Linked DNA regions of Homo sapiens: all the other regions are linked to region 3. The links are chromatin loops, found by intact Hi-C in ENCODE. Cell type or tissue: ascending aorta. All regions are shown on one strand.

Region 1 (2,500 bases), 170 kb after region 3:
TCCCAGCTACTTGGGAGGCAGAGGCAGGAGAATCACTTGAACCCAGAAGGCGGAGGTTACAGTGAGGCGAGATCCCGCCACTGCACTCCAGCCTGGGCGATAGAGCGAGACTCTGTCTCAAAAAAAAGAAAAGAAAAGAAAAGAAAGAATGGCTTTATTATATACTTCTACAGATGGAGAAACTGAGGCACAGATTACAATACACAGGTGCTAAGAGGAGGCCCAGTTTGGAAACCAAAGCTTCTCATTCCAAGCCCAGGCCTTTTCCAAAACATGTAGTGATCACTTAACCCTACTCCCCTTATTCTGTAAATGATAATGTTCCATCCCCAGAGGCTAGGTGGCTTGTCAGCGCTGCACAGATCCTTAGCAGCATGGCTGATGTTTATCCCTTCACAAGGAATGAAGGTGAGCAGGGGTTTGACTCAGGGTGTTGCATGCATATCTACATGCCACAGCGTTTTAATATTGATTCTACCTTCTGAGAAAAATACAACTTTAATATCACACATCTAGATGTCCCCCCCCCCTTGAAGTAAACTTTGTGCATAAAAATCCTTATGTGTATACACTACAAATTAGGAGTTATCCACTTCGTAACACGGACCAAGTATTCACCATAAAATTCTCTTAAATGGCAAGTCTCTCTGTAGTCGTTTATTACAATTCAATTTATACACAAGCTTTCAGGAATGCACATATTTTATAAAGCAAAATACACATATAATGCGAAATGTCACACCAGTTTTAAGCCAGTAAAGTTTAAGGATTATCTTTAGGAGGACAGAAATAATTTGTTCTATGAGTTAATCTAGAATGCAGCAAGTTTCTCTTTGCATCTCCTTCTTCTCCTCTAAAGTCCAATCCAGAAAACAGGGGATTAGAATGTAATATGAGCAATTTCTGTTAAGTTAAAATAACTTTTTGTTTTTGGGGAGGCTGAAGCCAGAGGAGGCCGGGCTTGAGCCCGGGAGGTCGAGGTTGCAGTGAGCCATGATCGCACCACTGCACTCCAGCCTGGGCGACAGAGCGAGACCCTGGCTCCAAAAAATTAAAGTAAGAATTGTTGATGGGTAAACTCTGGAACAGCACGCCAGAGACCTTAAAGAATGAGACCCTCCCACTGGAGTCCCCTGGGCACGGGCTTTCGGGAAGATCGGTCAGCTCGGAGCTGCCTGGTTCTATGGCCCAAGCACTGTGATGTATTTCCCCTAACTCAGAGGGGCCAAACGAAGATGGACGTGAAGGGCGGGCCTCCCCACGACCCTTCCAGCTCCGAGCCCGTGGGAGGCCCGCTTCCCAGTGGCCGGGGCGACCTGGGCTCCCCGCTCCTCCGCCCCGCCGGTCCGCCACCCCCGCCCGGCCGGCCCGGCGCTGCCTCCTCTATACTCACTGGGGGCTGCCGCCCGCGGGTTTGGCCGCCGCCGCCTCTGTCCCCTCCATCCCTCGGAGAGGCCAGGCCCTCTCCAGCCCCTTCTCCCTCCCAGGCCAGCTGCTGGGTTCGGGGAGGGACTTCCAGCCCCGAATCCGGGGCCGGAGGGAGTGCGGCCCGCAGGCCTCGCCCCTCGGGGCGCGGCCGACTGGGGGTCCGGGACGGCGCCGAGGCCGGGCCAGCTCCCGGCTCTGCTGGCAGCCCCCGGGCCCCGGGTGGGTCTGGCCGGCGCAGCGCCCCACGGGCCGCACTCCCTCCCGGCGAGAGGACGGGAAGCGGGGTCGGGCAGGGAGGGCGCTGGCAGGGAAGGAAGTGGCATCAGCTGTCCGTTCACGGCTTTGCCGTGGAGGGGAAGAGCGGCCAAGCCCGCGCCTTCCCGGCCCGCGCTGGGCAGAGGGAGCCGAGCGCGGAGAGGTGGGGCCGCGGGAGGGGCTGGAGGAGCCGGGCCTCGGCCTCCCACCCCGCCCGGAGCCCCGCGGGGCCGCCTCTCCTGAGCCGCGGCCCAGGGAGCGAGTGTCCCCGGCCGTCAGAGGCGCGGGATGGAAGTCCAGGGCGGCCCCGAGCTTGGGGACGACGGGGCGGCCGCCAGCCTCGCAGGGCGGTGGCCCCTTCCCCGCGGGAAAGCGGGCGCAAGAGCGGAGGCGCGCGGGGCGCACGGAGGCCGGGGAGCGCGGGCAGGAGCTGGGGGCGCACCACGTTCTCGGCGGGCTCCGCGCGCCGCTGGTAACCCTACACCCAGGGCTCGCCTTTCGGGGTGGAAGCTGAGGAATGCCTTTTGTGTGGACAAGTTTTCCAGAGGAGCCGGCCGCCCTCTCTGTGGGGCCGTCCATCGCTCCGTAGAGCCGTTTCCTCCGAGGTCAAGGTCGTTGGTTCCCGCTCTCCAGAGGCGTGAGGGAAACCCGGAGGGAACGCGCTCCGCGCATCCCGTCTGCCGCGGTGCCGGAATTGCCCGCCGCCGCCTTGGGTGGGGACCGGTTCTCAGGGTCCTGGGGGCTCTCGAGCAGATCACTTTCCCCAGCGCGGGACGGGGGTCGCAACCAGGGGCATTCCCTGCAGCCGCGGCCCAAA
Region 2 (2,500 bases), 560 kb after region 3:
CTTGTGTACCCGACTACAATTCTGAAGATACTCAGTATGGTTGCCTGAGACTTCTCCTGGTCAGCTCTTCCCAATATTCTTTTCTCCTCCCTCCCTGACACCCTCCCCTTAACACCTCCCCACTCTGCCACCCCCATATCACTTGCTGGAACACCTATTTCCTCATCTTATTTGAAAAAATGTATTATATTGTCAAATAAATCAAACTGTTCAGGAGGTGTAGCAGAAAAAGCCCTTTGTCCCCATACAGAAGGCACTTATAAAAATCTCACCCATTATCTTCCAGGTAATTTTTCCTTTAAATACTTTTCTTTCATGGAGAACATTCCAAGTGACAGTAAAAACAGAAATAGTTCATTTGGAAGACACAATATAACAGTATTTTCTTAGGGTATTAAATAATGATCCTCTAATTGCTGAACTTAAATCACACAAAAATGCTAGACATAAAAGTCACCTTTTAAAAGGAAGCTTTGCACATACCTCATTTTCCCCCAAATAGCCACCTCTATGATTCCTTTGTGTTGTAGAAAAACCTGTCATTTACAAAGTGCTTTTGTATACATTTTCTCACTTGGTCATTATGTGTTAAGGCAGGCTAGAGCACAAATCTTAGCTCACTGTAGCTTCAAATTTGTGGGCTCAAGTGATCCTCCCACCTCAGCCTCCCGAGTAGCTGAGACTACAGGTACACACCACCACGTCCAGTTAATTTTTTATTTTTTAAAATTTTTTGTAGAGATGAGGTCTCTCTGTGTTGCCCAGGCTGGTCTCAAACGATCCGCCTGCCTCGACCTCCCATAGTGCTGGGATTACAGGCGTGAGCCCCTATGCCCAGCCGCTCATTTTCTAAATGAAGATGCTCAGAGAGGTTGGGTGAGTTGGCCAAGGACACCCAGCTCCCTGCAGCTCGGGTTTGCTTGCTCCTGGTTCTGTGCATGTTCTCAGCTCCCTGCTGTGTTTCATTGCTTAAAACAAAACAGAAAACAGTGTATTACCCTTGGCACTACTTTGTGGCTAGGTTATACTTGGCTTAGCTTTGCACCTAGGCACCCTTTGAAATGTGATTCTGAGCTAGGAAAAAGGCTATTTTAATACATCCAAATGAGGCTTAGTTGAATTTTCCCTCCTATGTGCCTGTGACTAAGAGAACACGATGTCTCGAGTAGTTGTTCCTTTAGTACTCTAGTGTTTGTTTTGCTTTTTATTTTGCTGAAGTCATGAAGTGAGAATTAATTTCCTTTCGAAATACACTGGAAATGTATAGTAACCATTTAGGAAAGCTAGTTTGGTTAAAAAACATTTTTAAAATATGATAAGTATAGAGAGCTTCCTGTATGTTTTGAGTTAGAGGTAGCTAGTATTCCTCAATAGAAAACACTGGAAAACAAAAGCATCTTCCATAGAAAATATCAGAAAAGCAAAACAATCTTCCTGCTTCTGTCATGGAGGTGAGACTGCCTCAGTGCTGGGGAACTACCATACAAGACACCTCCATGAACACAAACCCTGGAACTCAGAGACAGAGGACGGCGCTCATCTGCAACAGCAGTCTAATCCTCAAGAAATGCGTGGCTAACAACGTGAAACCCCATCTCTACTAAACACACACACACACACACACACAATTAGCCGGGCGTGGTTGCGGGCACCTGTAGTCCCAGCTACTCGGGAGGCTGAGGCAGGAGAATGGCATGAACCCAGGAAGCGGAGCTTGCAGTGAGCTGAGATAGTGCCACTGCACTCCAGCCTGGGCGACAGAGCGAGACTCCATCTCAAAAAACAAAAAATAAAACAAACAAACAAACAAAACACACCCCACAACAACTGCGGATGTGAAATCACCAAGACATTTGTGTAGCACTCATTAAAGAGGGCAACACTAGGCGTGGTGGCTCGCGCCTGTAATCCCAGCACTTTGGGAGGCCAAAGTGGGCAGATCACCTGAGGTCAGGAGTTTGAGACCAGCCTGGCCAACATGGCGAAACCTCGTCTCTACTAAAAATAGAAAAATTAGCTGGGTGTGGTGGTGCGCAGCTATAATCCCAGCTACTAGGGAGGCTGAGGCAGGAGAATCGCTTGAACCTGGGAGGTGGAGGTTGTAGTGAGCCAAGATCACACCACTGCACTCCAGCCTAGACAACAAAGTGAGAGTCCGTCTCAAGAAAAAAAAAAAAGAGGACAACAGTGTTTCCTAACAGGATTAGCCTCCTCGTAGAGATATTTCCTGGCTCCAAATAGCTCTGAAGTGTTTTAAAACGGGGAAAGTTAGTGACCAATTCTGACAAAGTCAAAATCATAAATGATGCTATGCTTAGTAATTAAGATTTGACCAGGTTATTTTTTAGGTTTTCCAAAGATTAGACTCCTGAACCACAGCATTAAATCAATGGAGTTTCCAGCAAATGAGGGTGAGAATTTTGACAGGGCTCGGATTCACCTTGACCTCCTCAGGGTCACTGAGCACTGGGGTCACTGAGCACTAAATTGAGAGTCTGAG
Region 3 (2,500 bases):
TTTAGTGATGATCTGGGATGCTCCCACTCACCCATCCAGGCAGGTTATTGCTAGTGTCAAGCCTCTTGCCTTCCATGAAGGCTTTCTGACCTGCCTGAGCTGAGCTTTTCCATCATCCACCACTGTACTCAGCACACTCCTTCATCATTGCCCTCATCACTTTCTCCTGTCATGCCCAGTGTCCCTCCCAGACTATGCCCTCATTGAAGGCAGGAGCCCAGCTCATATTTGTAGCCAGGATATGGTGAAAATACATAACAGCTGGTGCAGTACAGGCACTAACCATCAGAACAGGGTCCTGGAGGCCCTTACAATGCTAGGGGTTTGGAGGGCTCCTGCAAGAGGGGCTGCATGGCCAGTAAGGGGGCTACTCACGGGCTTAGGGCAGAGGTTCTATCAACTGACATGGAAACATTTCAATACTTTAACAACTGGGTTGGCTGTACCAGTGCATACTGAGTGATTATACACTTGGATTAATGAATTCCTAATAATAATAATGTTTACCAAGCACTGTGCTAGACATAGTACATGCATTATTTAGCACATTTATAAAGTTCTGAAAGTAGATATCATTATCTTCATTTACATTTAACCTACTTAAAGCTCCAATGTGGGGTCATGGGGCTAGATTGCCTGGCTCCTCTTCTCACTGCTGTGTGACCTTTGGAAAGTCATCTCACCTCTAGGTGAAATGGGAAATCCATATTTTAGTTTGCTTATATAGGCAAGTTATTTAACCTCTTTGTGCCTCAGTCTCCTGTGAAAAATGGGAATAATAAAAATAACTAAATTGCTTAGTACAGTTCCTAGCACCATATAAACACTTATAATTCTTAGTTATTGTTGTTATTATGGTTATTGTTATCACACCAGTGCCTAGCACAGTTCTGAACACATAGTAGGTACACTCTTAGTACTTGTTGAATTTTTAATGCTTTTTCTGCTGTACCACATAATAGGTGCTTAATAAATGTCTGATGACTTGCAAGTTGCACATTATCACTGTCATTATCAGGATTTTCTTTGATCCTGAGCCAACGAAATGGAACCTTTAGAACTCATGTCTGGAGGGCCCGAGTTCGTATGATCAGGAAACTTCACCTCCACCTACCAAAAAAAGCAGGACGATAGCATATTCTTTTAAGATTTAGCAAGCAGGAACTGAGTTAGAATTTGCCATCATCCATCTCTGAGATTTTGTCAGTTGAAAAGAGAAGTTCGCAGCATGATCAGAAACAGTAGGGTTGTCAGAAGAACAGAGGAACCAACTGCTCTGGAAGAAAAGGCCAGAGCACCTCCCACAGGTCTGTTCTGTCTTTTCACCCCTCTGCTGGGCACAGGCAGATTAGTACAAGGAGCTTTGGGCTCTGCTGTTTCCACAGCTGTCTGAGGTCACTCAGGCGCTATCTGGGCTCAAGCCTGTGGATTCCTGTCGCACAGGCTGCTCTGCCCACTGCTGTTGACACTATTTACGCCCTTGTTTACACAACTAATTGAAGGCTAAGTATTATTATCAGATGATTAAAGATCTTAACTTGCCTTAAATTACGTCTAGTCTGTGCAAACCCACTACAGATTATGCACACGGTAGCTATGTGAGAAGTAACAATTAGTAAGAAGGGAGTTGGTGAAAGAAAAATAAGTTATTTGCACTGTCCCTACCTTTCAATATTAGGACATTTTCAATTGGTGGGGGGTGAGGGGCAGTGTCAAAATTGCTTATGCAATCAAATAGTCATTTGTATGACATACTAAATATTTAGGGGGAAAAGATCTATAAAAATACATTATTAGCACTTTATGTAAGTGATACTCCTTTTTTTCTTCTGAGAACAGACAAATCCACTTTTTTTTTTTTTTTTTTTTTTTTTGAGACAGAATCTCACTCTGTTGCCCAGGCTGGAGTGCAGTGGTGTGATCATGGCTCACTGAAACTTCCGCCTCTCAGTCTTCCAAGTAGCTGGGACAACAGGCGCATGCCACCACAATGGCTAATTTTTGTATTTTTAGTAGAGATGGGGTTTCACCATGTTTGCTACGCTGGTCTCAAACTCCTGACCTCAATTGATCCACCTGCCTCGGCCTTCCAAAGTGCTGGGATTACAGGTATGAGCCACTGCACCTGGCCCAAATCCACTTTTTAATTTGTTCCTTTTTTCTCTCACTATTCTGGATATTGTACATCTTTTTTTTTTTTTCTCTTGGCTGCTTGATTTTCTTTTTCATTTTTCTTTTTTTTAATTTTAATTTTAATTTTTTTTTTTTGAGACAGAGCCCTGCTCCATCGCCCAGGCTGGAGTGCAGTGGCACAATCTCGGCTCACTGCAGCCTCCACCTCCCGGGTTCAAGCAATTCTCCTGCCTCAGCCTCCCGAGTAGCTGGGACTACAGGCGTGCGCCACCATGCCTGGCTAATTTTTGTATTTTTAGTAGAGACAGGGTTTCACCATGTTGGCCAGGATGGTCTTGATCTCTTGACCTTGTGATCCGCCCGCCTC

Evidence for each region. Peaks named below come from ENCODE experiments on the same cell type or tissue, not always from the same donor. Only the 100,000 strongest peaks of a DNase experiment are listed, where the experiment ranks them.
Region 1: it touches region 3 in a loop (2.1-fold over the local background); 6 of 110 quality-filtered maps call a loop at or near these places.
Region 2: a loop joins it to region 3, with 4 times the contacts of the local background. A loop is called at or near these places in 10 of 110 quality-filtered maps.

What each region holds. Positions count from the first base shown.
Region 1 is chr1:180,912,187-180,914,686 of GRCh38, reverse strand. It overlaps KIAA1614, which reads right to left and starts at 1,790. Exons shown (of 9, transcript NM_020950.2): 1 at 1,394-1,790. The coding sequence starts at 1,443. It overlaps LINC02816 (long intergenic non-protein coding RNA 2816), which reads right to left. Exons shown (of 4, transcript NR_185877.1): 4 at 631-2,500. RefSeq lists a silencer at 1,695-1,994. In ascending aorta, no CTCF peak of the experiment used is centred here; DNase peaks (open chromatin) are centred at 1,469, 1,766 and 2,326; H3K4me3 peaks cover 2,239 bases; H3K27ac peaks cover 1,722 bases.
Region 2 is chr1:180,527,630-180,530,129 of GRCh38, reverse strand. No RefSeq gene overlaps it. Among named protein-coding and RNA genes, the nearest start is that of ACBD6, 26 kb to the right of the region's middle. In ascending aorta, no CTCF peak of the experiment used is centred here; a DNase peak (open chromatin) is centred at 959; H3K27ac peaks cover 2,255 bases.
Region 3 is chr1:181,083,261-181,085,760 of GRCh38, reverse strand. No RefSeq gene overlaps it. Among named protein-coding and RNA genes, the nearest start is that of IER5, 4.2 kb to the left of the region's middle. In ascending aorta, a CTCF peak has its summit at 1,308; a DNase peak (open chromatin) is centred at 1,340.